2 separate regions of the Homo sapiens genome follow, and region 2 is linked to region 1. The links are chromatin contacts, found by Hi-C in ENCODE. All regions are on one chromosome and are shown on one strand. The core of a region is the stretch at or near the end of the contact, and the rest is flanking DNA. Distances in the headings are between cores, read along the strand shown.

Region 1 (5,796 bases), core at 427-2,926:
AACACTCAGGCCCTAAAGTACGGGCTGAATGGGGCATCCTAGGAATAGCTCTGGAGTGAAAAAAGGAGTGAAGAGAGCGTTTGAAGGCACCGGCTGAGGCCTTTCCTGCCTGCCTGAGCCCTGTGGCTGGCTCTGCTGGGTGGAGGGACCTTTGGGGACCAGTCAGGGCTCGGATGGAGGGGCAAGATGTGTTGGGGCCAGCTAGTGAGAGGCGGGGCTCCCTGGTTCCCCTTGGCCTGAGGCAGCGGTGGGACGTGTGAGTCTCCCGACCAGGAGCAGGTTGGAGTGTGGGTGCGGCTGTACGCGCTGTGGGCAGGGGCGCAGGCTCTCTAGTCTCGCTGGAGGACTCGAACATCGGTACTTCCGAGACCAGCTGCTGGAAGTCCAGGTCCTGGGTCTGGCTAGCTCCCAGGCCTTGAAGCCCCAGGTCCTGCAGACACACACGACGACGTGTTCGAGAAGGGCCTTGGTACTGGGAGAAGGGGGCGGGGAGCTGAGGGAGTGTTTTTTTCCTTCTGGGCAAGAGAATTAATTGCTCACAGTTGAAAGGCAGGAAGTACCCGCACAGCCTCCCCTCCCCAGATCTGCAGGTCAAGGTCATGTGTGCCCGCATTTGCACAGAGCCTGACTCTGACATCCGTGCACACACACGCCTAGTACCCCTGCACTAGTGCCCCCACGCCCGCCTTCGGAACACACGCCTGGTGCCCAAGTGCCTTGCCTCTCTCCCCACATCTATACCCCAGGGATTTCCCTCCCACCAAATTGAAGCCAGTTGTCTGCTTGGCTTGTCAACCGCCTCCCGCCTCCCGCCTTCCCGATTTCCCGGAGAAAAGCTGCTGCCCTGTGGTAGAGGGTGGAGGAAAGCCCCACCACCCCTGGATGAGGGGGGCCCCAAGACTTGCCCCCAGGGTAGCTAAGACCTCACTCCGAGGGGGCTGCCCCCCTCAGGCCTATGACGGGCAGGTGCAGCTGCAGGGGAAGGGAGGCAGAGCAGTCTCTTCCGGCAGCAGGAAGTGGTAACCGCCTATGGGGAAATTGTGGGGCTGAGCAGAAGGGGAACCGGAGCTGAACTCTCCTCCCCTACCAAGGGGGCCTGGAGGGAACGGCAGCCAGCTGCTGAGGTTCTGCTCTCTGGTGCTGACCTTCCTTCCCCCTCCCCTCTGAACTTCCCACCCCAGCTCTCAAGGCTCCCTGGGGCTCCCTGGGCCTCTCTGGGGGCTGACTTGGGAAGGGAGGACCCCATCGGATGTCTGGGGGAAGGAGGCAACCCAGGGGGAGTCCAGAGCCTGGGGCAGCAATGGTGTTCATGGCCACTGGTACAGTGGGCCAGCGGCCCCGCTGTGAATGGTACAGTCTGGCAGTGGTGACCAGGGACAGCCTTCTGGAGGTGGTGGGATGGCAGCCTGGGATGCCAGCTTACGTTGGGGCTCTCACACCTGCTCCGGCTGCTTGGCAGCGGGGCTTTGGGCACAAGGCAGCCTAGGTGCAGGCCCAATGGGAGGGGACGGCAAGGCCGGGGCACAGTGGGGCTGGAAGGGGCGCCCTGCCCCCCCAGGAGCCCCTCGCGGGCAGTGCCAGCCCTGGGCCGCCCCGCCCCACCGGGAGCCGCGCTGGGGGCGGGGCTGGGCGGAGCCCGCGCAGGGTGCTGGCCGCAGCGCCCCCAAGTCCCGGCGCCGGGCCCGCTCACGGCCGCGTGGGAGCAGTGGGGTTCGACGGCGCGGCCGCGAGGCCGCCATGGCCGCTCACGGGAAGCTGCGGCGGGAGCGGGGGCTGCAGGCTGAGTATGAGACGCAAGTCAAAGGTGAGAGGGCGCCGGGCGCTCCCGGCCCGTTTCCTGCGGAGAACCCAAGGTCGTGAGGGAGCTCCAAGCGTCCCCGCGCTGGCCCAGGGCCCGATGCTCTCCCCAGCGACCTCTGGAGCGGGGGTGGAGGAGGGAGCCTGAGCCCCTTGCCTGCCTCCCGACGCCCATTTGGCCTCAACCGCCTGCCATTTTCCCTTCCTTCTTTCCTGTCTTCCTTCCTTTGGTCTCTGTCCTCCTTGGGTCTACCGCTTCTCACCCAAGGTTCAGTGGAGACACTGGTGGCCGCTGGTAAAAGAGAGCCAGATGCACCAACGTGCCCCTCAGAAGGCAGTATTTTAGCTACAGTGAAGTCAACCAGCTTGATTGGGCTGGGGGGTGAGTAAGGGAGTCCGGGTGAGTGGATTGGTGGAGATCACCTGGCCGTAACCCCACTGCAGTCCCTGGAGCTTCAGCACCTTTTGCCTCCCTTTAGCACTGAGGGGGAGCAGAGGCGAGGGCCACTGTCTCTGGGTCAAGCTGGCGCAGTGAGTCTTGGTTGAGAGATTTAACAGGGCTGGCTTCTCAGCCTTCTGAAATTGAACCTCTGGGTTCTGATAAACACCCATGTGCAAATCACATGCAAATCAGCTTTGCAAATTCTTAGCCAATAGCTTGTGCCCATCTTATTCAGGGCATGGTAACTCTTGCAAAGGAAAGAGGCAGCAGCTCAGTGCCAGCAGCTCGTCCATATCACTCTCAATCACTCCATTTTACCAATTACGGAAACAAGCTCAGAGAGGTGCAGTGACTTGCCCGTGGTCATACAGCACTGCAACTTCTAGGACGTAGAATGCAATGACCCTTGAAGTGCCTTTGAACCCAGAGATGTAGGTTCTAACATCATTATTCAGTGCAAGCAATTTATACCAAAGTATGCTCCAGTCCTCCTTTGGAAAAGGCAGCCTGTGTCCAGAGCCAGCTTGAGGTGACTACACAGGGTGAGCCAGCTTTCCAAGCCTCGCCATCATCTTGCTCAGATGGAGGTAATGATCTCCATCCTGCTTCCCCAAAATGCCATGAAGCTGAAAGACTTGGAAAACTTCAGTCAGCAAATATGGGTCAGTGATTTCACACTGAAAAGTTGGGGTTTCGAGCACGACTGTCTAAGGGTTCCTCACTTGCTCTGGGTCTGCATCCCACACCCTGGAAAAGCTTCCTACCATTCTACAAAGTGGGGTCACTGTCTTGACACCCTAAATTCTCAAAGGTCAGCATAGCGGTGGTTTTGGAGACCATCTTTTCTTCTGTTTTGCTTGTCAGCAGAAGTGAGACCAAATGCCTTGCTCACAGGAAGTGCTGGTGGGGCCCGGGGCCCAGCTCTGTAATTCAGGCAGACATGGATTCCAGCTCTCCTTTTGCCAGATGTTTCCTATACATCTGTGCTGTCCCAGGCCCTGGGAGTATACTGCTGTACCAGAGAGAACCCCGACTCCAGCCCCTCCAGCCCTGGCTTTTTACCCAGAGTAAAAGCAATGATTCAATGAGGACTCCCCTGATTTCAAATGGCGTCAGTGGCCACCCCGCCCTCACATGGCTCACGGGTCTAGTGGGGGAGACATAGACTTTGCATTATGATAATAAGCACTACAAAGGGAAGGAAAGTGCACGGTGCCAAGAAGGGGTCGGAAGAGGGCCAGCCCTAGTTTAGGGGGAGGTCAGGACAGGGTGTGCTGACGAGTTTGTCTGAACTGAGATCCGAAAGCTCTGCCAGGAAAGCCACCAATGCAATCGACTTGCAATTCACAAGTTGCCTGCTCAACACCAGCCGGTGTGCATGCCCGGATCTGGACTAGGACATGGCTTCCAGTCAGCTTTTGCTGCCGGCAGTGATGAAGAAAGGCAGCGGTTCCCTCTGCTGGTTCCTTCTGCACTGTTCAGTTGTCATAAGTCCCCAGGGATTGTATTCCTCTGGGGGAAGCAGGGCAGGGCAGGCTCCAGAGGGCCAGTGAGGCGAGCAGTTGTCTAACACCTTTCTTGGAATGAAATGAAATTTACTTTTATCAAAAAATGTTAAACTGGGCCAGGCGTGGTGGCTCACGTCTGTAATCCCAGCACTTTGGGAGGCCGAGGCGGGCGGATCACCTGAGGTCAGGAGTTCAAGACCCAGTCTGGCCAACATGATGAAACCCTGTCTCTACTAAAAATACAAAAATTAGCTGGGTGTGGTGGTGCGCCCCTGTAGTCCCAGCTACTCGGGAGGCTGAGGCGGGAGAATCGCTTGAACCCGGGAGGCGGAGGTTGCAGTGAGCCGAGATCGCACCACTGTACTCCAGCCTGGGCAACATCCTCCGTCTCAAAACAAAAAATCAAAACAAAACGTTAAACTGATTCAGTGAGGACTCTCCTGATTTCAAATGGCATTAGCGCCCACCCCACCTGGCCTTGGAGCTGACGAGTTAACCACAGGAGGCCAGCCTCGGATAGGATGAAGACACTCTCCATCTGTCTCACTTGGCATCGTGGGCTCTGCCCTGCTCTGTCGGGAGGTCCCGTGCCCCAGGCTTCCACTTACCCAGCTTGATCTGCCGGTGGGAAGAGCTCTCCTGTTCAGTAATTCAATTGGAAGGGTCAGGCTCCTGGGTCCCTCACCTGGCTAGTCTGGTGGGGGCAGGGAGTGGAGGGACAGAGGGATGGGTGACGCATGCAGCCAGGGCTGGGGCACCTGGAGTCAAGGGGGCTGAGACTAGGAAGGGGACATTCTCCAATAGGAGATCAGGGGAGGAGGTAGGGATGCTGGGCAGGCGGAACCCACAGGGTCCCCATGCAACAGCCCCTGGGAAGTCACTGGCGGGACAGAAATCCAATGGGATTGAGCTCTTCTCAGCGGAGTCCTCCCTCGCTGCTGCTGGTCTGAATCCTGCCGTCTTTTGCCTGGACTAGCACAGTAGCTGCCACCTGGGCTCCACCTGGCAGTGTGAGGGGGCCCTGAAAACGAAGCTGGACCACATCACCCCACTACTGTGGCTCCTCTCTCACTCGGAGTCCAGCTGGGAGCTCTGCCCAGACCCCGGGCTCTGTGCCATCTGTCCCTACCGGTCTCTCGGACTCCCCCTACTGCCCACGTACAGCCAGCTCCAGCCTTCTGCTCCAACGATGCGGCTTGTTCTTGACCACCCTCCTTTAAAAAGAGGTCCTCCCTGTCCCCACCCACCCCTGGCTCTGATCTTGCTTTGTGGGTTCATCTTCTCCGCACCCATCACTCCTGGGCATTCTGATATGTGTTCGTGCCCCATTCCAATCCCAGCTCCAAGAGGGCAGACACTTGGTCAAACCTCTTTGCCTTTGTATTTAAAACGTGCCTGCCACAGAATGGGTGCATAATCAACATTCTGCTGAATGAAGACATCAATTCATGTCCCTCCCTGGGGATGTGGATGGAGATGAGTAGGTGGGCAGCCTGCTGGCCAGAAGCTGAGCTAGCATCTTATTTACTCGGGACGGGCACTCAGGAGATGGCAAAAGTGTCTTCCGCAGGTTGCTTAAACTTGCTGGACAGGCACTTCTTTGCTTCAGGCCTGTGTGGGGGAAGCAGCGTTGCCAAATCAAGCCAGTGATAGGGTGTCAAAAGGCCGGCAGTATGGGGCCCTGGGTGTGACTCTCTCTGCAGGGTGGGGGAATGCACAGGTGGGGCGGGGGGTGATTGGGAGTGGGAAGTGGGGTCAGAAGACGGGGGCTAGCTCCCTGCCCCATTCTTTCACTTACAAGGCCGGATCAGCTCTCCCTGGCTCCCAGCCCTCACTGTGGACTGTCCTTTCCCCTGGGGCCTGAGGGCAGGCTTCCCCAGCCACTGAGACTGCGAGATCGCTGCAGGCTTGCCCTGAGCAGCACTGTGATCTGTGTGTTGTGTATCCGTGTGTTTGCAAGGGAGGCTGCCACCTCCCGGAGCCTGGGTACCGGCGGGAAAGGAAGTCGCAGGGGAAACCATTCAGAGGCTTTCCAGGAACGAGGGAGAG
Region 2 (5,981 bases), core at 2,257-4,756, 1.1 Mb before region 1:
TTTGTTGCCTAGGCTGGTCTGGAACTCCTGGCCCCAAGTGATCCTCCCTCCTTAGCCTCCCAAAGTGCTGGGATTACAAGTGTGAGCCACCTCGCCCAGCACTGTACTGGAGTTCCTAGCCAGTGCAACAAAAGAAAAGAAATAAAAGTCAAAGAGATTAGAAAGGAGGTACAACAATAATTCTGTCTTCATTGGCAGATAATATAACGGTGTATATAGAAAACCCAGAAAAATCTACAAAAAGGTACCAGAAGCAAGGTCACACATTATAAGACCAATATTAAAAAGTCATTTGAATTTTTGTGTATTAGAAATGATGAATTGGAAAACAAAATAATTTTAATTGCAAAAATTATGTTGTAGTAAATTCAATGAAAGATGCACAAGACCTGTTCACTGTAAACTAGAAAACACTGCAAACTACAAAACACTGCCAAGAAATTGAAGATGACCTAAAATAACAGTGATATACTGTTTATGTTTTGCAAGACTCAATATTTTTAAGATGTTCATTCTCTCCATATATTGATCTATATATTCAATACAATCTCAATTAAAAAGTAGGTTTTTTCTTTTTTCTTTTTTTTTTTTTTTTTGAGATAGAGTTTTGCTCTTTTTGCCCAGGCTGGAGTGCAATGACAATCTCGGCTCACCACAACCTCCTCCTCCCAGGTTCAAGTGATTCTCCTGCCTCAGCCTCCCAAGTAGCTGGGATTACAGGCATGCACCACCACGCCTGGCTAATTTTTTGTATTTTTAGTAGAGACAGGGTTTCTCCATGTTGGTCAGGCTGATCTCAAACTCCCGACCTCAGGTGATCCGCCTGCCTCAGCCTCCCAAAGTGCTGGGATTACAGGAGTGAGCCACCACGCCCGGCAAAAAAGTAGGTTTTTATGTAATTGACAAACTGGTTCTAAAATTCATATGAAGATACAAAAAAACCCAGCAGTGTTCCAGTTACTTCGGCTGTACTACAAATTACTCCAAAACTTCATGAAGCAAAACAATCATATATTATGCTCTCAGATTTTGTGGATCAGGAATTCAGCCACAGCACTGTGGTTTGTCTTTGTTTCATGTCTGAGGCTTTAGCCAGAAGACTTACAGGCTGGGTCTGAAGACTCTACACTCACACAGATAGATAGGCTGCTACTCTATGTGAGTCAGTCTAGGCTTCCTTACAGCATAGGAGCTGAGTTCAGGAGGTGAAAGTCCCAAGAAAGGGAGAGAGCAAATGCAGTGTTAACTTCCACTGCATTCTGTAGGAACAGGCAGTCAGTCACAAACTCCCATCCAGATTCATGAAGAGGGAATATAGATCCCACCCCTGGGTGGGAGGAGTGTCAAAGTCACTAGGAAAAAGACCATAAGGAATGGAAAATATTGCTGCAATCAGGAAAATACAAACTGCCACAATAATCCTGGGGGCGGAGGCGGGCAAGGGAAAGAGGAGGGTTCAAGGAATTTCAAGGCTCATTATAAAGCTACAGTATAATATACAACTATCTTAATTTCAAGGCTTATAAAGCAATGACATTCAACACTGTCAAACTGACCCAAGGATACCCAAATATAGCAATGGAAGAGAATCCAGAATCCAGAAATAGATCCACACATATAGTCATTTGATTTTTAATAACTTAGCACCAAGGTAACTCAATGAAGGAAACAACAAATGATGTTAGAACTACTATATATTTGTGTTTCAAAAAAAACTACTCTCAACCTCTACCTTAAACCATACACAAAATATAATTCAAGAATTCATTCAGGATACATCACAGACGCCCATTTAGCAGAACAAAATATGGATGTCTGAGTACCTGGGTACTCCATGGCCTCTCAAGTAGTTAAATAATTTATTTTTCTAATGTAACAACAAAACATTACAGTTTTAACGTAATTTGACCAAGCCCCTTAGATCAACAGGTGGCTCCACTGGGGCTGCAGTGAGCTATGATTGTGCCACTGTGCTGTAGCCTGAATGACAGATCTAGTCCCTAAAAAAGGGAGTAGGGGGGAAGGTAGATTAAATGCGAGATATTTGGTCAGTCATTGGTCAAACACTGCTAAGCACTATGACAGACAAAAGTCAGCCAATAGCTTCGTTTATGAGCCCACAAAATCAATGATCACAGTTATTATGTGATCATCACTGTGATAACAATTGAAACTCATCTTAACCTCAAAATTTCTCACAACAATTTCCTAGGTGCAAATACCTGATCAACCTATAAGAGCAGTCTGCTCTTATAAAAGTCTATAAGAGCAGTCTGCTCTTATAAAAGTCTATAAGAGCAGTCTGCTCTGCAGGAAAATACATAATTATCACATTGCACATTCCACCTTCCCAGAGTCATCTAAAATTTAGCGGCGTGCTGGTGAAATGCTTAACAGTCGGCTTTAGGCAAGGGCTGATTTGTAGTGTAGCCAATTTCCATTGCGTATTCATTCATCGTGAGCATGACATTACTGAATTGTGAAACTACTGAACCCAGAGATGGGAAGAGACGCACAGTAGAGCACCATAGTATAGTATCTCCTCCACAAAGATACAATAGATGTATAAATAACCTCAAAAGTAAAGTAACAATAAAACATGGTAAATAATAAAAGTGATGAGTTTTTAGTATTTTCACTGCCTTTGTTTTTAACATAATTTACGTAATTTTACGTTTATATGATTGAGTTTTCAATGATGGCTCTGTTTAGCAATGGGATCCCGTGAGTCAGTACTAAATTAAATACAACCTAAACATTCAAAATAGGGTAAGACGCATAACTTAAAGACGTGCTCCACTGCGAATTACACGGAATCTTTGACTATGCCGACTAAACAGAAGGCTATTCCTAAGTACCATCCCATATGTGCTAGTTTTTCAAAACCAACAATAAAGCAGTTGGGGAGGTGCCTTGTACACAGAATGACGCCACGAGGCATTTGAGATGAACGTCCAAAGGGACAAAGAAGCCAGACCGCTTCCGAGAACGGGGACAGAATGTCTTCGGGCTTCTGCGCCGGGGGCGGCGCCGGAAGGCTGGGTGAGCTCCACTGGAGACGACACCCCAGGGTGGTTAGGCCCCAGACACGCGCGTGACCTTGGCCGGACCCTGGGAGCGGCTGAGCCAGGGGCGATCCCCGAGCGCCCTCCCCGTCCCCGCGCCGCTTGGACTCCCCGGGGAGCTCGGTCGCGACTGGCGGGCGCGGAGCCCTTCCCCTTCCGGAGCCCAGGAAGGCGGCTCCCCGCGGCGCCGGCCGCGCGCGCGCCCGCCCTTACCTTGACTGGACGCGGCCATTTCGGTGAGCTTGTCTCGCGAGGACACACGTAGAGGATCTGCGCGGTAGGCCGCGGAGTGGCGCGCAGTTGTCGCCACCACTTGGCTTCCGGCACGTGGGGCAGATGTTTCCATTCCCACGGCGGCAGCGGAAGAGGGAGGGCCGGGCGCGCCGCGGCTGCTTGCAGTCTCCGCAAGCGGCTACATCACAGAGCTCAGCGTGCGGTGTCACAGGCCCCGCGGTCCCGCCCAACAGATGCACCGAGATGCGCGTGCGCAGAAAGCGTCCCGGGGGTGAGGCTCCCTCCCTCGCTCTCCCTCTACTCCCGCCCCACTCTCCCCCACTTTCCCCCCTCCACCCACCGCGGCCGTCGGGGCTCGCTCGCTCAGTACCTGGAGGCGAGTTCCTGACGCGACTGCGACTCAATCCTCGCCTGGTGAAGAATATTTTACCTATGACTCACTGAAAATAAAGACGGCTGAGTGACCGTGTTTGTTCATGTAAACATTGAACAAATATTTATCGGCTTCTGCGATGTGTCCTACTCTTTTAGTGGAGGAAGACACATTTTATTTATGTATTTAATTTTTCTTTTGAATTTTACATGCGAGTTATACTTAATAAAACTCACTTCAAAATATACCTTCAACAGAAAATCCAGCAACAGTTTCTATTATGTTAGTTAAAACAGCCAGTCTTTTCCTTTACTTTTAAAAATTATTCATAAATGTAATTAGTGAATGATAATAAACATTGACATCTGATCCACTGCTTTAGGAGTGACACAAATGAAGTTAACTCAGGCTATTTTCTTTATAATCATTGTGCTATTGTTTTCTTTTTCTTTTCAATTATACTGCTTAATATAGGATTTTGTGGCACCATAGGAGTTGAGTAAAAATAAAAGGAATAAAAATATACCTTATCTGGCCGGGCGCGGTGGCTCACGCCTGTAATTTCAGCAGTTTCGGAGGCCGAGGCGGGCGGATCACGCGGTCAGGAGATCGAGGCCATCCTGGCTAACATGGTGAAACCCCGTCTCTACTAAAAATACAAAAAATTAGCCGGGCATGGTGGCGGCCGCCTGTAGTCCCAGCTACTCGGGAGGCTGAGGCAGGAGAATGGCGTGAACCCGGGAGGCGGAGCTTGCAGTGAGCCGAGATCGCGACACTGCACTCCAGCCTGGGCGACAGAGTGAGACTGCGTCTCCAAAAAAAAAAGAAAAAATACGTTATCTATGAAGATTTCCAATTTGATTTCTATTTATCACAAATGGCCACAGTACTCCTTTGTACTTTACCACATACCATATTGTATTCAGTAATTATTTGTGAATATGTAATTGATAATATTGTAGGTTTTAGAGAATCCTTGAAAACATGAAAATTTGGTAATGGGGTCTATTTTGATTATTTATTTATTTATTTATTTATTTTATTTTTGAGACAGAGTCTCGCTCTTGTTGCCCAGGCTGGAGTGCAGTGGCGCGATCTCGGCTCACTGCAAGCTCCACCTCCCGGGTTCAAGCGATTCTCCTGCCTCAGCCTCCCAAGTAGCTGGGACTACAGGCACGTGCCACCATGCCCGGCTAATTTTTTGTATTTTTAGTAGAGGAGGAGTTTCATCTTGTTAGCTAGGATGGTCTAGATCTCCTGACCTCGTGATCTGCCCGCCTCAGCCTCCCAAAGTGCTGGGATTACAGGTGTGAGCCACCGTGCCCGGCCATATTTTGATTTAAAATTTAGCAATAATAGATAAAATTTTCAATCAACTAAGCCCTTGGGCCAGGGAATGCTATTCCTTAAAAAGTGCTTCTATCAATATAGCCTCTGACTCATTACTTTGTTAATTTTTAAATTGTATTTCATTCCTGATTAACATTCCCACCCAGATTATTAATTATACAATCTGTTAACTGTAGAACCTCAAACATGTTGGATTGTACTGTATTTGTCTGGAAGACACATTTTTAAAACATTGTAATCGCTATAAGAGAAGCACTGGGAAAGAAAGGAGCTTCTATGCCTGCAGTGCCTGAGGAGCCCTTTAACAGTGTGCCCCGCCCCTAAGCTACTCATGCAGTCATCCCCATCCCAGTTAGTCAACTTTATTCCAAAAAACTTGGTGTTCCAAATTTTTCCTTCTCAAAGCCCACAGATCCAAAATTCATCAGCAGTTCCCACAAACGTTACCCTCACAATGAATCCAGCCATTTTTCACCCTCTCCAGTGGTACCATCATAGCCCAAGCCGCCACCATTTCTCACCCCCGGTTAACAGGCCACCCTCCTTCTACCCTTATCCTGCTAGAGTTTGTTTTATCTACAGTGATCAGAAAGATCAGCCTAAAAGATAATTCTGATCACCACCCTCCTCTACTCACAACCCGGCCGTGTCTCCCCATTGCCCTCAGTGTAGAAGTCAATGTCCCTTTGCTGAAATGCAACCTTAGTGAAACTTTCCATGACTAACCTCCTTTAAAATTGCAACCTGGTCCACCCTTACTCCCCCTTACCCCACTTCTCTTTTTTGCACAGCACTTATTTTACCTTCTAACATACTGTATAATGTACTCATGTATTGTAATTATTGCTTATCATCCCTCTTTCAGTTGCTTATATTTTTCATCAATGTGTACCCAGTGCCTAGGACAATATCTGTCTAGGACAAATGGGTAGTTATGTGGCTGTAGGCAAGCCATTTAA

What was found. A loop is a pair of places that touch in the nucleus more often than their neighbours do. Pooled maps may share reads with other maps.
Region 2: a loop to region 1 is called in a map with no recorded cell type, with 15 times the contacts of the local background. The contact joins the promoter of FUNDC2 here to the promoter of ARHGAP4 in region 1. A Hi-C loop is called at or near these places in 2 of 37 single-sample maps with no recorded cell type and 6 of 50 pooled maps.

What each region holds. Positions count from the first base shown.
Region 1 is chrX:153,922,144-153,927,939 of GRCh38, reverse strand. It overlaps ARHGAP4 (Rho GTPase activating protein 4), which reads left to right and starts at 1,676. Exons shown (of 22, transcript NM_001666.5): 1 at 1,676-1,804. The coding sequence starts at 1,738. RefSeq lists a silencer at 1,332-1,921 and enhancers at 3,380-3,509, 4,016-4,516.
Region 2 is chrX:155,024,369-155,030,349 of GRCh38, reverse strand. It overlaps FUNDC2 (FUN14 domain containing 2), which reads right to left and starts at 3,506. Exons shown (of 5, transcript NM_023934.4): 1 at 3,279-3,506. The coding sequence starts at 3,411. RefSeq lists an enhancer at 1,925-2,828 and silencers at 3,006-3,325, 3,596-3,685.